Regions from separate parts of the Mus musculus genome. Here region 1 is linked to region 2. A link is a loop called in an ENCODE intact Hi-C map of the cell type or tissue named here. Cell type or tissue: heart. All regions are shown on one strand.

Region 1 (2,500 bases), 260 kb before region 2:
CGCAGACCTCTCTGAACCTGCAGCTGGTGGCAACCGCTGAGAGCCTCTGTCACATAGCTGGGGTGTCATCCTCAAGGTAAGAGGTGCCAACGCTTTCCAGCCCTTCCTGTCTCACAGACAGTCAGCATGCTCTCCCCCGGACAGTCCTTCTCAGAGCGTCCGGTCTGTACTGATGTCTGTGGGAATGAAGAGTAAGATTGTTGCCGGAGGTTCTGTGCATCTCTACCCTTCCCGGGTGAGGTCGAGGAACGGAGGGCACATTGTGAGTATCTGGGGTCAACAGTTGAGAGTAGAGATCTTGGAACTACAGCTCTGGACATCATCACCCAGAGGGATTGTGAGACCCCAGACTGTCTGTCAGTCTTTCCCGCAGGGCTTCTGACGTGAGGCTCTCTTTCCTGGTGAGACGTAAACAGAATCTAACCCTCCTCGCAAGGTCCTAGTGACAAACCCAGGAACTGTTCCACCACAGTTTGTCCTAGGAAACCAACGAGTTTTTTTAAGTTTACTTAATAAATAAACGTGAGTGAGGGATTATGGGTAAGACCACTGGGGATTCCAAAGTAGCCACACTGGAAGGTCTGCATCTAGCCTGGATAATCGCCCCCCCCCCATGCCTACATAGATAAACCCCCTTTCAGTTAACATATATAGCCTACATATTTTGGTGCCTTCCACCTTTCTGGATCTCAAATCTCCGAGCATTTAAGGCAGAATTGCGTGCAAATGGCTGGGAGGAGCCTCTGGACTTTCTTAGGTTAAGGGCCAGTGATTCTCTTCACCCCCTTTTCCTATGTAGTCAACACACTACAGGCCCAACCATGATTGACTCTTGCAAGCAGGAGCAGCTCATTTGATGAAGACCACAGCTGTGTTGCTCGGAGGACAATCTCTGACTTGGTAGGTGTGGGATGGGATGGGACCTTGCAGGGAGCGCATGCTTGCAGGTGCTAATGCCTACCTGGAGGTGGCGCCTTGAGGATAGCTAGTCCACAGCACTGACACTGGCTTTAAAGACGCTTTGAGTTGGACACAGGAAGCAGGCCAGATAAGCAGGACTGGCTGCAACAGAGCCTTTTGGCATGCAGGGGCTCTAGGCGTGCTTCGGGGACCAGAGCAGGAGGAAATGAAGCTGAAAGCTTGGAAGATCTGAGTCAGATGCAGATTCCTGGAGAGGAAGGGGTGTCCCAGATGGGGGACCTTTCTGGGTAAGGCTGTGGCTTAGAGTTTCTACTGTTGTGATAAAACACTGACCAAAAGCAAGTTGGGGATGGAGAAGGCTTATCTCAGCTTAGAGCTGTCAGGCCACACTCTGTTGCTGAGGGAAGTCAGGAGAGGATCTCAAAGAGGGCAGGAACCTATTGATGCATAGGCCATGGTGTGTGTGTTGTGTGTGTATAAATGTGTAAGTGTGTGTGTAAGTGCATGTGTCTGTGTGTGTCTGTGTGTGTGTCTACGTGTGTATTAGTCAGGGTTCTCTAGAGTCACAGAACTTACGGATAGTCTCTAGTTAGTAAAGGAATTTATTGATAACTTACAGTCGGCAGCCCAATTCCTTACAATTGTTCAGTCGCAGCTGTGAATGGAAATCCAAGGATCTAGCAGTTACTCAGTCTCACACGGCAAGCAGGCGAAGGAGCAAGAGCAAGAGCTAGAGCTAGACTCCCTTCTTCCAATGTCCTTATATTGTCTCCAGCAGAAGGTGGAGCCCAGATTAAAGGTGTGTTCCACCACACCTTTAATCCCAGATGAAAGGCGTAGCCCAGATTAAAGGTGTGTTCCTTAAACTCGGAGATTCAATCTTCTGGAATCCATAGCCACTATGGCTCAAGATCTTCAAACCAAGATCCAGATAAGGATCTCCAAGCCTCCAGATAAGGGTCACTGGTGAGCCTTCCAATTCTGGATTGTAGTTCATTCCAAATATTGTCAAGTTGACAACCAGGAATAGCCACTACAATCCACCCCTTGTCAACTTGACACAAATAATATCTCATGTTCACATGAAACAATAACAAGGTTGTAAATACGCCTAACATGATATAACTATCCCTCGTAATCGCAAACGCATTAGTAAATTTACAATGGGCATTCATATTACTTTATAATCCTCGTTTCTGCAACTGGTTACGTGGCCTTAATTGGTATTTATAACTACCTTCCTCTACTACCCATTCTGTATTTCCTTCACCTTCAGCCAGCACCTCAGCAGGTCTTGGCTCTTTTCCTGGAGGATTGACCCATACCTTCATTCCTGATGGGTCTGCGTCCTTTGTCATCCTGCTTGGATTAGGCTGTTGTAGTTTCCCATTGACTTTAATCACAGGACATGGTAGTACTAAGAGACGCCCTAAGGGATCTCCTGCACTCCAGACATAATCTTGCTTACCACCATTGTGAAGAGGTAATCCAATTTCCCCATGGTAATCTGGATCTATCACCCCTCCTAACACTGTTATTCCTTTTTTAGCCTGTTGGTTTAAGGGCATTAGAAGCCCAA
Region 2 (2,500 bases):
GAAATCAAGACATTCTGTTACACAGGCCCCATGCAGGAACATTTATAAGATGGTTGGCTTCTCTATCTAGAATGGAGGACAGGTGGTCTGGGAGAGGGACTCTCACCCGGATGCATGTCCATCCCTCCACTTACCATCTAAAAGGTGCACATAACAGGGCATGGGAATGGAGGGTCTTAGCTTGGGGACTGAGTTCAAGCCCCTTGGTTGCTTCCTGACCCTATTCTCACTTCAATGCTCTCTTGAACAACCAGGCCACTCAAGATTGCATGGATTCAGTTTCCTTTTGGAGAATTTTGAAAAGCTTTACTACACATATTTGTGTGTGTCAGTGTGCATACCAGCATCTGCATGTGGAGGTCAGAGGACAACAGGCAGGAGTCAGTTCTCCTATGTGGCTCCAGGGGATCGAACTCAGGGAGTAAGTCTTGTCTGCAAGCATCTTTACCCACTGAGCCAGCTCTCCAGCCCATCCTCAGGGGATTATGAGAAGGAAGGCAGTTAGCCAGCCCAAGAAATGTGAGAAGAGCTCCTGCAGCTGCCTCACTGAAGCTTGTCTTCATAGGGCTGAGTTACTCTCATATCCCCAGCTCATCAAAAACACCCCAGTGGGGCCCCTGCCATCCTCCCTCCTGCCATCACCCATAAGATCACAGGACGAGATAGGTGGAGGGACCGGCAAAGCAAACCGTCAGGGTCAGGGCGAGCTCCTCAGTAACTTCTTATTTATTGGCCTCCTCCAGTCTCGCGGTTGCTGGTTGTGCTCAATATTTTATTCTTGTTGTACCTGCTCCGAAGCGGAGCTGCGGGCAGTTTTGATAAATGGATTGAAAGGAAGTTTTGTCTGGTTTTGCTGAAGCTTCTGTAAGTGCCTCTGGATCTTGGGCTGAAATGATATTTCCCCAGCTTCCTGCTGTGATCTCGCTCCCGGGCGGCTCTTCTCCTCCCCGCTCTCCCTGGGCACTCTGCCTCCCAACCCCCATGCACGCATGCACATACACGTGCAAGGAGGCACAGATCTGTATACTCACTCAGGACCACTCAAGGTACCAGTGTGGAAGGGAGCAGAGTGTGTGTCCCTATGGACCGGCAAGCCCATACTACAGTCTTGTGCACAGACATGCCCTCGGTGCACACGAAGGCAGACACACATGCTGTCCTCTCTGAGTTCAGCCAGCCCGATCTGCAGGGAAGCCCTTGATGAGCATGGGTAGAGATGAGCAGATCCCAAGAAGGAAGAAGCCTGGAACTCTGATGATCTCTGCTGGAGCCCTGCCCCCAGCTGCTGGATTCCTCCAGCCTTCCTCCTCCGCCTGCCTGCAGGCCTTGGAGGCCCCACTGGGCCAGCTGGAAGCTTTATCCAACCACATCTGAAACAGCTCAGGAGCTGTGCCTGGCCGCCAGCCGTTTCCATAAATAACTTGCTGAGCCTGGCTCCTTGCCCTTCTGGTGATGTCATTGGCGTGGGCCCAGTGATGAAGTCATAGGCTTCCCTTCCCTGAGCCCTCCCTTTGGGTGGAGCGAGACACCCCTTCTTCCCCCTTCACAGAACCATTACTGAGAAATTTCACCTGTCTGTCCTCACCTCTTCCTGTTCCCACCACTCCAGGTATTGGATACAGGCTTTCCACCATCTGGACCAACTAACTGTGATGGTGCCAGACAGCATCTTGTCTCCCCATTGTCAGTTACTGAGCCGCCTCCCAACTTTGCCATCTCCTTGGATATTGTTTCCAGGTAACAACAGACTTTTAAGTTTCAAGGGTGGCAGAGAAAGGTTGGCATCTTGATGATGCTCTACACAAGCTTCTCCAGCTGTGTGACATCAGACAAAATACCTCACCTCTCTGTGCCTCTGTTTTCTCATCTTTAAACTGAAGACAGTAAAGAAAGCTATCCCAGGACTGCCTAAGTCTTCCGTGGGCTCACAGAGCTTGAAGTGTCGATACACTGGACAGGCCCGTCATATGAACCACATTTCCACAAGCGCCTAGTTTTGTATGTTTTCTGCTCTGTGACTGCGGTCTTCTCTGTGGTGTTCATGTCTGGAGCCAGGGAGCCATCTCAGTCTCCTTGACACATTTCTTGCTATGTAGCCAAGGATAACCTGGAACTTCTGACCCTTCCACCTCGAGAATGCTGGAACTGCAGGTGTGAGCAGACGCTGGAAGAACCAGGGGAGGGGGGCACGGTGGGAACTGGTGGGAGCAGCTCTGAGGTGCTCAAGCCCCACCTGCCCTCACCCTCTGGACAGAAGGAAGTGACCTTCCTCCTCAGACAATCTCAAGGAAGTCCGGGATTGTTCTTATTTTCTATAGGAAGAAACTGAGGCAGGCTGGAGAGATGGCTCAGGCAGTGAAGGCTTGCCATGTAAGCAGGAGAACTTTAGTTCAATGCCCAGAACCTACAAAACTACAAAGAACCCAGCTCAGTGTCATGTTCTCTTAATCCCAACACTGGGGAGATGGAGTTAAGTAGAACCCTTCTGGAGGCCCATTGG

Evidence for each region. A loop is a pair of places that touch in the nucleus more often than their neighbours do. Peaks named below come from ENCODE experiments on the same cell type or tissue, not always from the same donor. Only the 100,000 strongest peaks of a DNase experiment are listed, where the experiment ranks them.
Region 1: a loop joins it to region 2, with 2.1 times the contacts of the local background. A loop is called at or near these places in 4 of 42 quality-filtered maps.

Annotation. Positions count from the first base shown.
Region 1 is chr11:114,461,677-114,464,176 of GRCm38, reverse strand. No RefSeq gene overlaps it. Among named protein-coding and RNA genes, the nearest start is that of 4932435O22Rik, 14 kb to the right of the region's middle. In heart, a CTCF peak has its summit at 963 (motif pointing right); a DNase peak (open chromatin) is centred at 926; H3K27me3 peaks cover 371 bases.
Region 2 is chr11:114,197,409-114,199,908 of GRCm38, reverse strand. It overlaps 1700092K14Rik (RIKEN cDNA 1700092K14 gene), which reads right to left and starts at 1,651. Exons shown (of 3, transcript NR_045930.1): 1 at 1,586-1,651; 2 at 1,032-1,183; 3 at 710-886. In heart, a CTCF peak has its summit at 1,329; a DNase peak (open chromatin) is centred at 1,408; H3K4me3 peaks cover 752 bases; H3K27ac peaks cover 2,174 bases.